Linked DNA regions of Homo sapiens: all the other regions are linked to region 3. A link is a contact called in ENCODE Hi-C or POLR2A ChIA-PET data. All regions are on one chromosome and are shown on one strand. Each heading gives the region's core, a stretch centred on a gene start or an enhancer-like site at or near the end of the contact. The rest is flanking DNA. Distances are from core to core; before and after follow the strand shown.

Evidence for each region. Hi-C counts contacts between places; a loop is a spot of excess contacts on that map. ChIA-PET counts read pairs that join two places held with the same protein, here RNA polymerase II (POLR2A). Pooled maps may share reads with other maps.
Region 1: a pooled map shows a loop between it and region 3 (2.2-fold over the local background). The contact joins the promoter of C11orf98 here to the promoter of FERMT3 in region 3. A Hi-C loop is called at or near these places in 1 of 50 pooled maps. POLR2A ChIA-PET finds 5 or more read pairs at or near these places in 6 of 52 experiments (B cell, CD8-positive, alpha-beta memory T cell, activated CD8-positive, alpha-beta memory T cell and 2 more).
Region 2: a pooled map shows a loop between it and region 3 (5-fold over the local background). The contact joins the promoter of STX5 here to the promoter of FERMT3 in region 3. A Hi-C loop is called at or near these places in 1 of 50 pooled maps. POLR2A ChIA-PET finds 5 or more read pairs at or near these places in 8 of 52 experiments (CD4-positive, alpha-beta memory T cell, GM10248, H1 and 5 more).
Region 4: a pooled map shows a loop between it and region 3 (7-fold over the local background). The contact joins the promoter of HNRNPUL2 here to the promoter of FERMT3 in region 3. A Hi-C loop is called at or near these places in 2 of 50 pooled maps. POLR2A ChIA-PET finds 5 or more read pairs at or near these places in 5 of 52 experiments (MCF 10A, WTC11, activated CD4-positive, alpha-beta T cell and 2 more).

Annotation. Positions count from the first base shown.
Region 1 is chr11:62,663,813-62,666,512 of GRCh38, reverse strand. C11orf98 (chromosome 11 open reading frame 98) reads left to right here and starts at 1,303. Exons shown (of 4, transcript NM_001286086.2): 1 at 1,303-1,382; 2 at 1,540-1,664. The coding sequence starts at 1,344. LBHD1 (LBH domain containing 1) reads left to right here. Exons shown (of 7, transcript NM_024099.5): 5 at 1,540-1,664. CSKMT (citrate synthase lysine methyltransferase) reads right to left here and starts at 1,201. Exons shown (of 3, transcript NM_001043229.2): 1 at 1,181-1,201; 2 at 567-866; 3 at 1-117. The coding sequence starts at 633. It overlaps SNORA57 (small nucleolar RNA, H/ACA box 57), which reads right to left and starts at 1,091; the gene lies at 943-1,091. RefSeq lists enhancers at 1-23, 74-183, 854-1,083.
Region 2 is chr11:62,830,661-62,833,360 of GRCh38, reverse strand. STX5 (syntaxin 5) reads left to right here and starts at 1,310. Exons shown (of 11, transcript NM_003164.5): 1 at 1,310-1,407; 2 at 2,099-2,342. The coding sequence starts at 2,118. TEX54 (testis expressed 54) reads left to right here and starts at 520. Exons shown (of 1, transcript NM_001395459.1): 1 at 520-1,040. The coding sequence starts at 611. The coding sequence ends at 985. WDR74 (WD repeat domain 74) reads left to right here. Exons shown (of 11, transcript NM_001369450.1): 11 at 230-450. The coding sequence ends at 409. It overlaps STX5-DT (STX5 divergent transcript), which reads right to left and starts at 1,127. Exons shown (of 2, transcript NR_135084.1): 1 at 1,044-1,127. RefSeq lists enhancers at 800-849, 870-939, 1,310-1,399.
Region 3 is chr11:64,205,368-64,208,067 of GRCh38, reverse strand. It overlaps FERMT3 (FERM domain containing kindlin 3), which reads right to left and starts at 1,347. Exons shown (of 15, transcript NM_031471.6): 1 at 1,254-1,347; 2 at 544-717. The coding sequence starts at 703. RefSeq lists enhancers at 699-778, 1,099-1,178, 1,613-2,175, 2,079-2,338, 2,176-2,700.
Region 4 is chr11:62,726,122-62,728,821 of GRCh38, reverse strand. It overlaps HNRNPUL2 (heterogeneous nuclear ribonucleoprotein U like 2), which reads left to right and starts at 1,365. Exons shown (of 14, transcript NM_001079559.3): 1 at 1,365-2,203. The coding sequence starts at 1,666. It overlaps TTC9C (tetratricopeptide repeat domain 9C), which reads right to left and starts at 336. Exons shown (of 3, transcript NM_173810.4): 1 at 1-336. It overlaps HNRNPUL2-BSCL2 (HNRNPUL2-BSCL2 readthrough (NMD candidate)), which reads left to right and starts at 1,438. Exons shown (of 24, transcript NR_037946.1): 1 at 1,438-2,203. RefSeq lists enhancers at 1-64, 455-654, 905-954 and silencers at 1,215-1,374, 1,545-1,924.

The DNA.
Region 1 (2,700 bases), core at 54-2,553, 1.5 Mb after region 3:
CCTGGACTTCGTCGTATCCAAAGAACCAGTCGAAGGTGGGGACAGTGCCCAAACGAGGCTGGGCATGCAGCCGATCCCAGAGACAGCGGTCCGCCAGGCAACTATCAGCCAGTGAGCCTGTGGGCACGGTTGGAGGGTGTCACTTGGTCTATGTCGCCACTGCAAAAACGTCGTATATACACACTGGCGTCTTTTTTTTTTTTGAGACAGGGTCTCACTCTGTGACCCAGGGTTGAGTACAGTAGCACAATGATGGCTCACTGAAGCCTCCACCTCAGCCTCCTGAGTAGCTAGGACTATAGGCGCCATCGTGCCCGGTTAATTTTTTTTGTAGACAGGGTCTCGCTATGTTGCCCTAGGTTGGTCTCGAACTCCTGGGCCAAGCGATCTGCCCGCCTCGGCCTGGCAAAGTGTTAGCATTACAGCCGTGAGCCACCACGCACGGCCCACCGTAGGGTTTGAGAATCACAATTTCAGGGACTACACTCCTGACTCACGAGGAACCCACCTTACCCTCCCCACTCTGCCCCCACCTTGCCCTCTCCACTCTGCCCCCACCTCCCTACCCGCAAAGGGGCGGCACGTCCCCATCATCAGGCTCGGCAAGTGGAGCATTCGACGCAGCGCGGCCATCTGGAGATTCGGGTAAGTTCGACCAGAGAAGCTTATGTGAAGCGTCCACCCTACTCCAGCCGGAGAGGCCTGAGGTCCAGGGGAAGATCTGCAAATTCCGCGTAGCGAAAGGCGGCGTACAGCTTCCCCGAACTCTGCAGTCCCGGAAAAAAGAACGCGGACACAGACTATGGTAGGAACGGCCTTTATTGGCTGCAGCGGGAAGTGGAGGAGGGTATACAGCGTCCGCAGACCTGAAATCAAATGAGAAAGTGTGAGCACCCCGATGGAGGAGCCAGCTGGATCTCGGTTGTCCTTCTCCGAGATTCCCGGTGTCCCGGCGTTTGAGGATAGAACCAGCGGATGGGAAGCCGCCAGCACCGAAGACATGACGCCGAGGGGGCCAGAGCCCTTTCCCTCTTCCTCCGTACATTACGGGGAGCGGCACCACAAGCCCGATCCCCGCCAAGAAAAGGAGGGTCCTGAGACCCCGCCCAGAGCCTTCCACCCGGCACCCCCACCACTCCCGGCCGCCCAATCTGGCTACTACAGCTAAAACCACACTTACTAGCTCACCACCCTCCGAAAGGCCTCCCGCACCGCGGAGCTCCTTTATATAGCCCGAGGACCCGCCCCCGAGTTGCGATTGGCCCGCGGAAGGCCGGGGCGGAGCCCCGCGGATCCGGCGCTGAGCGGAAGTACGGACCGTGAACTGGAGTGGAATCGCGACTATGGGAGCTCCGGGGGGAAAGATCAACCGGCCCCGAACGGTGACTGTGTGGGGGCCGCGACTTTGTTTCCTCAAGCGTTCCTGAGCCCTTTTATCTCGCACGAGATGGGATCAGTGAGGGGCCGGGGCTGCCTGGTGGAGGGGCCCCGGGTCGCGGCGAGCCCACTCCATCTGATTCGCATCTTTCTCCCCGGCAGGAGCTGAAGAAGAAGCTGTTCAAACGCCGGCGGGTGTTGAATCGGGAGCGGCGTCTGAGGCACCGGGTGGTCGGGGCTGTGATAGACCAAGGGCTGATCACGCGGCACCACCTCAAGAAGCGGGCGTAAGTACTAGACCCTCTTCCTGTTGGTCGTCCCCACCGAGTCTTCCTTCCTCCCTGCAGAGCTCCGGAGCAGCTTCACCTCTCAGCTCACCTTGTGCACTGACGCTTATGCGGGGAATGTCTGTCGGCTGTTAGTTCCTAAGCTCTGATAGCCTCTCACAATACCTGTAGCAGACAACCTTTCTTTGGGTTTTGGATTCTGTTAAGAATCTCAGGAAAGCCGGGGATGGTGGCTCATACCTGTAATCCCAGCACTTTGGGGGGCTGAGGTGGGCGGATCACCTGAGGTCGGGAGTTCGAGACCAGCCTGACCAACATGGTGAAACCCCGTTTTTGCTAAAAATACAAAAATTAGCCAGGCGTTGTGGCCGGCACCTGTAGTCCCAGCTACACGGGAGGCTGAGGCAGGAGAATTGCTTGAACCTGGGAGGCGGAGGTTGCAGTGAGCCGAGATCACGCCACTGCACTCCAGCCTGGGCCACAGAGTGAGACTCCGTCTCAAAAAAAAAAAAAAAAAAAAAAGAATATCAGGAAATCTGTTGGCTCTCCATTCTCCAAGTAATGTTATACATTCACACAGATTTTTATAAGTAAACTTATTTTTACATACAGAAAAGTGCACACATAGGCGCATAAAACTCGAAGAATTTTCCCAAAGGCACTCATAGGATTTCACTTGTAAGTTTCAAGGCCTCCTGTGTCTTGAGGAAGAGTTCCCATCCCATTAATTACTTTCTGTGTCCTTTTTTTTTTTTTTTTTTTTTTTCCTCTTTTTTGAGACAGAGTCTCCCTCTGTTGCCCAGGCTGGAGTGAAGTGGCATGATCTCGGCTCACTGCAACCCCTGCCTCCTGGGTTTAAGCTATTCTCTTGCCTCAGCCTCCCGAGTAGCTGGGATTACAGGTGCTCCCCACTGCACCCGGCTAATTTTTGTATTTTTAGTAGAGACGGGGTTTCACCATGTTGGCCAGGCTGGTCTTGAACTCCTGACCTCAGGTGATCCGCCCACCTCAGCCTCCCAAAGTGTTGGGATTACAG
Region 2 (2,700 bases), core at 61-2,560, 1.4 Mb after region 3:
CCCTGTGGGTTTGTCCCTGTGCCCCTGACTACTTTTCTTTTTTTTTTTTTTTTTTTTTTTTTTTAAACTTCTTTTTGTGGAGATGGGGTCTCCTTATGTTGCCCAGTCTGGTCGCTAAGTCCTGGGCTCAAGCAATCCTCCTGCCTTGGTCTCCCAAAGTGCTGAGATTACAGGTGGGAGCCACCGTGCCCGGCCCCCCTGACTCCTAAGCTTTCTTCCCACTCACCAGGATGAGCCCCAAGAGCCTCAAGAACCCAACAAGGTGCCCCTAGAAGACACAGAGACAGATGAACTTTGGGCATCCTTGGAGGCAGCTGCCAAGCGGAAGCTCTCGGGTTTGGAGCAGCCCCAAGGAGCTCTCCAAACGAGACGGAGAAAGAAGAAGCGGCCTGGGTCCACCAGCCCCTGACGCCCCTGTGCCCACTTTGTAAATAAACTGCTGAACACCCACCATGACCCTGAGCCTTTTGTGATGGGAGAAAGGAATGAGGGGTAGCTTGGGGTGGGGGCTGCCTGAGCTGGGGCGACGGGATATCTGATGTCACAAAAGCCGGGCCTGGAGGCAGGCAGGCTGGCGTGGGTGGCACGGAGTCCAGGGCCACGCGGGGCCATGGGCTGCTGCCAAGACAAGGACTTTGAGATGTCTGATGAGCAGTCCAAGGAGGAAGAGTCTGAGGACGGCAGGGAAGATGAGACCACAGACACACAAAGAGGGCCCAGGGAGTGTGAGAGGGGGCTTCCCGAGGGTAGGGGTGAGCTCAGAGGCCTCGTCGTCCCCTCAGGCGCCGAAGATATCGACTTGAACTCCCCGGACCATCCGAATCACAAGTCGAACGAAAGCCTTCTGATTACCGTGCTGTGGCGGCGACTATCCACGTTCGGTCGTCGGGGCTCCTCGCGGCCAAGCAAGAGGCAACCAGACCAGATTCGGAAGCAGGAGAGTCCGATCCGAGAAGGCAACCAGGAGGAGCCGGAGAAGGGATGACCCCAGACCTGCTCTCAGTCCGCCCCAACCTCCAGAGAATAAAATTTCTAACGTATACCTGCACGACCACTCTGGGGGACTGGGCGCGGACACCACCGGGCAGCTGGTTCTTTAAGGCTCCTTCCCGGAGGCGGGCCCAGCCCCCTGAGCGCCTGCTGTAGTACTCTGGGGCGGGGTCACGGTGGCGCCTTAGCCAATGGGAGGGCGGGATCGCTCTTGCGTTTGGGTGTGGGGCGTGTCTTTCGGGTCGCTGGGCTTGAAACGCGTGGGACCGCCCCCTCGTCACTGGGGGTGGGGTTACGTGTAGGTGACGTGGCCGCTTCCAGTCTTTGGTCGGGTTTCGGCGGCTTCAGTGCTCGGGGAGGAGGCAGTGACGGCCGGTGAGATTGGAAGTGGCGGCGGCGGCAGGCGGCAGAGGGGAGGTAAGATTCGCTTTAAGAGGGGATCTGGCCGCCGTGTCAGCTCTGGGGCAGTGGTTTTACGGGGGCGACGACTGGCGGGGGGAAGGGAATCAGGGGCGAGCGGGCAAGTCCTGCCGGCCCGGCTCCGGGTGAGCGAATTCCTTGCCGTCCAATCAGGAAAGCCTCTGTTGAGAGAGACGTCGGCCTTAGCTAATGAGTGGTTGAAGTCTTCCAGAAGGCGGACCTTGGGCGGGGGGTGGGACTTCCTGTTTCAAATAAACACCCAGAGGTTTTCCCCCTCCGCCCACCGAAGTGTGTCAGTCTTTGGAGGTCCGTCACTGGCCCTCCCGGAGGGGCCGAAGGAAACCGCGGAAACGAAAGGGCTGGGTTAGGGCCCGGGGCAGTTACACGGGCCGGGCCGGAGTCTCAGGACCACGGGGTTGGCTCTGGCCCTGTCTCTGCTTCAGGGTCCCCGGCCCGCGCTCTGGCCGCCAGAGCCAAGTTGGAAGAAGAGTCTGAAGCGGGTTCGACTTGGGACAGGGGAAAAGCGGGGCCCTTTCCGCTGCTGGTCCGCCCCAGGATTTGCGAGCGTCCTGGGCGCGAAAGTCCACGAGAAGTGCAGAAGGGGCTCGGGGATTTGTTGATTGGGGTGGGGCGGGGGAGTTTGGGTAAAGAAGTTGCCTGGGGAATGACACTCTCCCCTCCACAACAGTCCGAGGTTATGCGTCTCAATGATCCCGCGGAAACGCTACGGGTCTAAGAACACGGATCAGGGTGTCTACCTGGGTCTCTCAAAGACACAGGTCCTGTCCCCTGCAACTGCTGGCAGTAGCAGCAGCGACATCGCCCCTCTGCCCCCCCCAGTGACCCTCGTCCCTCCCCCTCCCGACACCATGTCCTGCCGGGATCGGACCCAGGAGTTTCTGTCTGCCTGCAAGTCGCTGCAGACCCGTCAGGTAAGGACCTGGAGTGGAAAAGGCGAGGAGTGAGCCTTACTCAAATCTAGGAAGGACTGTGCTCCACCACTGTTAACCGAAGTAATTTTGGGGGGTACCTGATGGAACTGATAGGCTTGGATGGGGCCTGTAGGGTCTGCTATAAGCAACAGAGAAGAGGTCGGCTGGCTAACTAGGGGCAAGGACTTAGACTTTTTTTTGTGAGGAATCCTTTGGAGGGCAGGATTGCTATTCTGGAGGGAGTACTTCAGAGAGTACTTGGCTGCAATATAATTGGTGTGAATAAGGAACAAGTTCTAGGAAGAGCCTTTAGCTGAGAAACATGCACCTTGAATTTTCCAATATACTTCTACCATAA
Region 3 (2,700 bases), core at 98-2,597:
GCTCTCTCAGGAAGGGGTAGCCCCCACCCCCGGCAGGGAAGGAAGATGAGGAGCCCCCGTGTCACTAGCCCCGTGGTCCTCCATGACTGATACCACAGCTGCTCTGCTGTAACTTCCTGTGGGGGCAGGGCCTTCCCACCCAGGCTGGGCCTGTCACCAACCTGCTCAAAGCTTCCGCCAAGGGGAGGGAGCGTGGGGGCAGGCCCCTGGGTCACCTAGACCCCCTCAGACCTCAGCAATGTGACTTCAGCCTCGGCCCAGACAAGACCACTCCTTCTGCCCCTATTGGTGGCTGAATGGAGGATTGTGGCTGCGTCTGATCCTTAGCAGACCAGCTGCAGCAGAAGGGAGGGAGGGAAGAGGGTGGGAGGGAGAGGAAGTTGGGGAAATGTCTTTTTTGGAACCAAATGATTAAGCTAATGCCTGAGTCACCGTGACACCATTATCGGGAGCTGAGCAGCAGGGATGGCCCGGAAGTGCCCAGAGACACCCGTGGCGGCCGCCCATGGTGCCGAGTTCAGCAAGCGGGCAGCGGACACTCACTGATCTGCTCCACAATCTTCAGGAGCACCCCGCCGATGTGCGACTCCCCAGTGACCCGCAGGGTGACCGACTCGGCCTCTGGGTCCTCCTCTCCCACAAACACCCGCAGCTCCCATGACGAGTCGATGTAGTCCCCGGAGGCTGTCTTCATCCCCGCCATGGCTGCGGCTGCTGCTACAGAGAGTGTGGAAGGAGGCAAGGTGGGCAGGCCCTGGTAGGCCTCCGGGTTTGGGCAGAAGAGCTCTGTGATGCCCTGGACACACCCAGAGGAAAGCCGCTCATGAAGGAGGGCGGGAGTGAGCACCCAGGCCAGCACGCCCGTGGTACCCTCAGACTCTCTCTCCAGCGCTGGCGCTTGAGCCGCGAGGGCCCTCAGAGACCATGTAGTCCAATCCGCTCCCATCCTACAGGCGGGCAGACTGAGGCCGGGTAAGAAGGGGCTCACTCAGGACCACCGTGCTCAATGCCAGCCCACAGCTCACTCCCAGACCCTCAGGGGCAGCTGCCCACTCTGGCCATGGCTTCGTACCCAGGCCAGGAAGTAGTTCCGATCCTGGCCCACAGCTCAGATGCCAACATCACAAACCAGCCAAAGCCTCTCCGGGGAGGTGGAAAGTTCAGGCTGCCGCATGGCGAGAGGCAGGCTGGGCAGAGGCTGCAGGAGGATAAGGAAGAGAAGGGCCCAGGGTCCCAGTGAGGCCTGAGCTTACCTTTCCTGGCAAGGGCTGGGGGCTGCAGGTGGGTCTCGGGCTACACCCCTGTGGGCCGTGGGCTTCCTGCCCTCCTTTCTCTTTGGAGCTTCCTTCAGGGCAGCCCTTGCTTGTGCCTTATCACGAGCAGGGCGGGTTCAGCCCCTCCCCAGGGCGGGCTGGCGCTGGGTGCAGGAAGCACACTGCCAGCCCACAGAGGGTTCCAGGGGCCCCCCCACCTTTGTCCCCAGAGAGCACAGGAAGCTAGGGAGAGCGGGGCTTAGCGACTCAACACCATAAAAACGCCCCCTTCCTCATTTGGAGGGAAGCTCAGTGCAAACTCAACAAGTCCCCCGGCTGTGTGTGTTCAGGGCTAGGTCCACTTTTGTGGGAAGTGTCTGCCATCCTCAGCCTGTCACATGAGGTGGGGACCTTGGGCTTTGAAACATCACTGGGCTGCCGGAGGGAGAGCCCAGGAGTCGACAGAGTGTATCCAGGTTATTTGGGACTCACAGGTTAAATCGGCTCCAGCCTGGCTATCCCTATCAACCAAGGATCCCTCAAGGCCCCAGAGGGAAACAAGTCCATTTTGCAGTTTTTCCTAGCTCCGCGTAGGGCTACCTTCAAACTCATGAACTCAGACCTGCCAGGTGAACAAGTGAACAGTACTTGGCCCAGACCATCCACAACCTCCCGGGCCCTCAGGTCACCCAGCTCCAAACACGACCCCTCCACTGTGCTCCACTTGGATGAGCCTCCCCGAGTCCCCACGAGGCTCACTCCCATCAAGTCCCTGCTTAGGTGACACCTCAGGGGTCTCTGGTGGTCTATACCCTCCTGCTCATCACCTGCCCTAGGATGTGGACTTCAGTAGAGCAAGGCACGTCCGCCACCAGCTCTGCGCAGGACAGCGGCCTTTCCAGTGAACACACTGGGGTTGGAGCATGCAGGGTGGGCAAGCCTGGGGGCGGCAGAGTCCTGCCAATGGGGGAGGCTACCTGAGCATCGCCACTCAGATGGGGAAGGGGGCGGCCTGCCGGGGATTCCCAGGGGAAAAGAAAGCTGATGAAACTAACAGCAGGAAGTCCAGCCAGCTGCTAGTCTCAGCGCCTTCCTAGCCCAGAAAGCAGCACTCTTGGAGCAAATGAGGAAGTTTTACTCCTGCCCCAAAGGCCTCCCCAGTCCAGGAAGAGAGCTTTAGAAAACGCAGCTTGTTGCAACCATGGAAAAGTGTAATTAAAGCTTAGCACCCTAAGTTCTCAGGTAAGAGCCGTGCATTAAAACCATCACCCAGGCCGGGCGCGGTGGCTCACGCCTGTTAACCCCAGCACTTTGGGAAGTCCAGGCGGGTGGATCACGAGGTCAGGAGATTGAGACCATCCTGGCTAACACGGTGAAACCCCGTCTCTACTAAAAATACAAACAAACAAACAAACAAAAAATTAGCCGGGCGTGGTGGCGGGCGCCT
Region 4 (2,700 bases), core at 116-2,615, 1.5 Mb after region 3:
TGGGAAGTGAAGGAGCAAGTGAAGCTCTGGGGTTGGGAGCAAAATAACTGACAGTAGCAGCCAATTTAAGGAGGCAGGAAATTACCCTTCTTCCTGGAGAGTCCCCCCACAGGGACCTGCGGTTTGCTTGTTTCTACTGAAAGCCCCACCTCTCCTTTCTGCAGTCTTTTTCTCAAGAAGTGCAGGCAAGTAGTAAGGAAAGGGATGTGGGAATAATGAAGCCCAACATTAAGTGACTTCCTAAAGAGGCGATGTGGGGGTGGATGAGACTTTCCGAAGAACTCAAGCAAGGCCCTACTCAGGAATTGTTGCGGGCGTGAGAACGCCTGGGACACTGGCTTCCGCCTTTCTATTGGACCCGCCCCCCCCCGACCTGGAAGTAGAAGGGAGTGGGCGGGACTAGTGCTAAAACTCCAGAGGGCTTCAAGCAATTCTAACTCTTCTTCCTTATTCAACATTTATTTGTTGACGTCAATAAATAAACTGGGAAGCCGAGGTGAACCACCAGCGACACTGAGGTGTCCACATAAGCGTCACAGCTGCAAGCCCACCCGGCGCCGTGACCAGTTCCTCGCCCTCTGCAGATGCCCAAACCTGGAAGTCTCCTGGGCTTCGGTTTACCAGCAGGAGCAAGGAGAGGAAAGGGTCAGAGATGCGTACAGTTTGGTATCTTGAGGGTCGCGCGCATTGCGCCACACCACCCAATCAGAAGAGGCTCCGGAAAAATAATCCCGCAGAAACGACCCCGCCTCCTCAGCGGACCAACCTGGGAAAAAAAAAAAAAAAAAATTCCCCTGGCAGCTTCGCCAATTGGAAAAATCCGGACGATCACGGATGACCAATCGGAACGGCAAATGACGATTCAAGTTGTCCAATAAGAGAAAAAGGGCGGGTTCAAGGGCCTCTGTTGCTGGGTAGAAGTTGAGGCGTTGAGGAAAAAGGAGGGCCCGGATTACAGTATTTCTTCGTTCTGGGGAGCCCTTTTGCTTCCTAGCCAGAAAAACAATTGCTACTAGGCTTACATGTTGCAACACATTCTCTAATGACTTTTTTTTTGTCGTTACTGCTGCAAGCACAGACAGTAGGGAAAAGAGGCTAGCGACCCCTAAAACGCCACAGCAAATGGAAGTCAGACGGAAGTAAGGGTGGTGGGAGGGGCATGGCATCGGGGAGCTCCGGGCGGCTGCGCAGAACTCCCCGGCTGGAAGTACTGAAAGACCGGCGCGCACACGCTTCCGTGCTACGAGGCACTTGAGCTGCAGCCAGCCTTGCCCGTCTTGGACTCCACTGCGGCTGCGCGATAAAAGCACCGGCGGCGATTGGCCCGGGGGCGCCAGAGGGCGGGAGGAAGCGGGAGGAACTCCGTCGTCCTCCGCGCGCGCCTGCCCGCGGCTGGGGAACCAAGGGCCTGGAGGGGAAACAGCTCCCTGCTGCGTTGTTTTGGGCTCCGTGAGCCGAAAGGGGGAGGGGAGACGAAGGAGAAGCAAACACTGCGCAGCGGGACCGTGCGCGGCCTCCGCTCCTGCGTGCGTGCGCTCGCTCGCGCGGGCTCAGTGCTGGCGCGTGAGGCGGAGGCGGGCGGCGGCGGCGGCGCCTGCGCGGTCGGACTCGGTCGACGGTTCGCAGGGGAGGAGGCGGCGGGAGGCGGAGGAGGCGGCGGCGGCGATGGAGGTGAAGCGGCTGAAAGTGACCGAGCTGCGGTCGGAGCTGCAGCGGCGGGGCCTGGACTCGCGCGGCCTCAAGGTGGATCTGGCGCAGCGGCTGCAGGAGGCGCTGGACGCCGAGATGCTCGAGGACGAGGCCGGCGGCGGCGGGGCCGGGCCCGGCGGGGCCTGCAAGGCGGAGCCTCGGCCTGTGGCCGCGTCGGGCGGCGGCCCGGGCGGGGACGAGGAGGAGGACGAAGAGGAGGAGGAGGAGGACGAGGAGGCGCTGCTTGAGGACGAGGACGAGGAGCCACCCCCTGCTCAAGCCTTGGGTCAGGCCGCGCAGCCGCCGCCGGAGCCCCCGGAGGCGGCAGCCATGGAGGCCGCGGCCGAGCCAGATGCTTCCGAGAAGCCGGCGGAGGCCACGGCCGGGTCAGGCGGGGTAAATGGTGGCGAAGAGCAGGGCCTCGGCAAGAGGGAGGAAGACGAACCCGAGGAGCGGAGCGGGGACGAGACGCCGGGATCCGAGGTGCCGGGTGACAAGGCCGCCGAGGAACAGGGTGAGGAGCTGGCAGCCGAGCCCGGCTCCAACCTGCCGGCTGCGCCCCTGATCTAGCACCCCGCCCTGCACCGCAGGGTCCGAGTCCTTGTTCTCGCTTGCCTCAAAGTGCCATTTGATGGAACTCCTTTCATTCTCTACCCACCTTTCTGAGGGGTTAGGCCGCCTCTCGTGGCCCTACTCTTTGCAGGAGGAAGGTTCCTGCCTAACTTGGTTCCTTGGTGATAGTGGATGGCAGTGAGTGATTTTGCATGCGAACTACTTGTGAGCTACCTGTGGAACAGTCTCCCACGGTGCTTGTTATATTTTTCTTAGCTGAGAAAGTGCTAAGCAATTGGGGATTACACGGAGAACTAGGCCCACAGTTAGAGGGTCAGGTCTTTGGGCTACCTGACCTAACTTTTTCGCCGTAAAAATGTTAAGCAAAAATCGAAGTCCGTCAAAGTCCGTTCCATTAAAAGCATGTTACCAGAGCTTGAGCCACAGAGAATCTGAAAA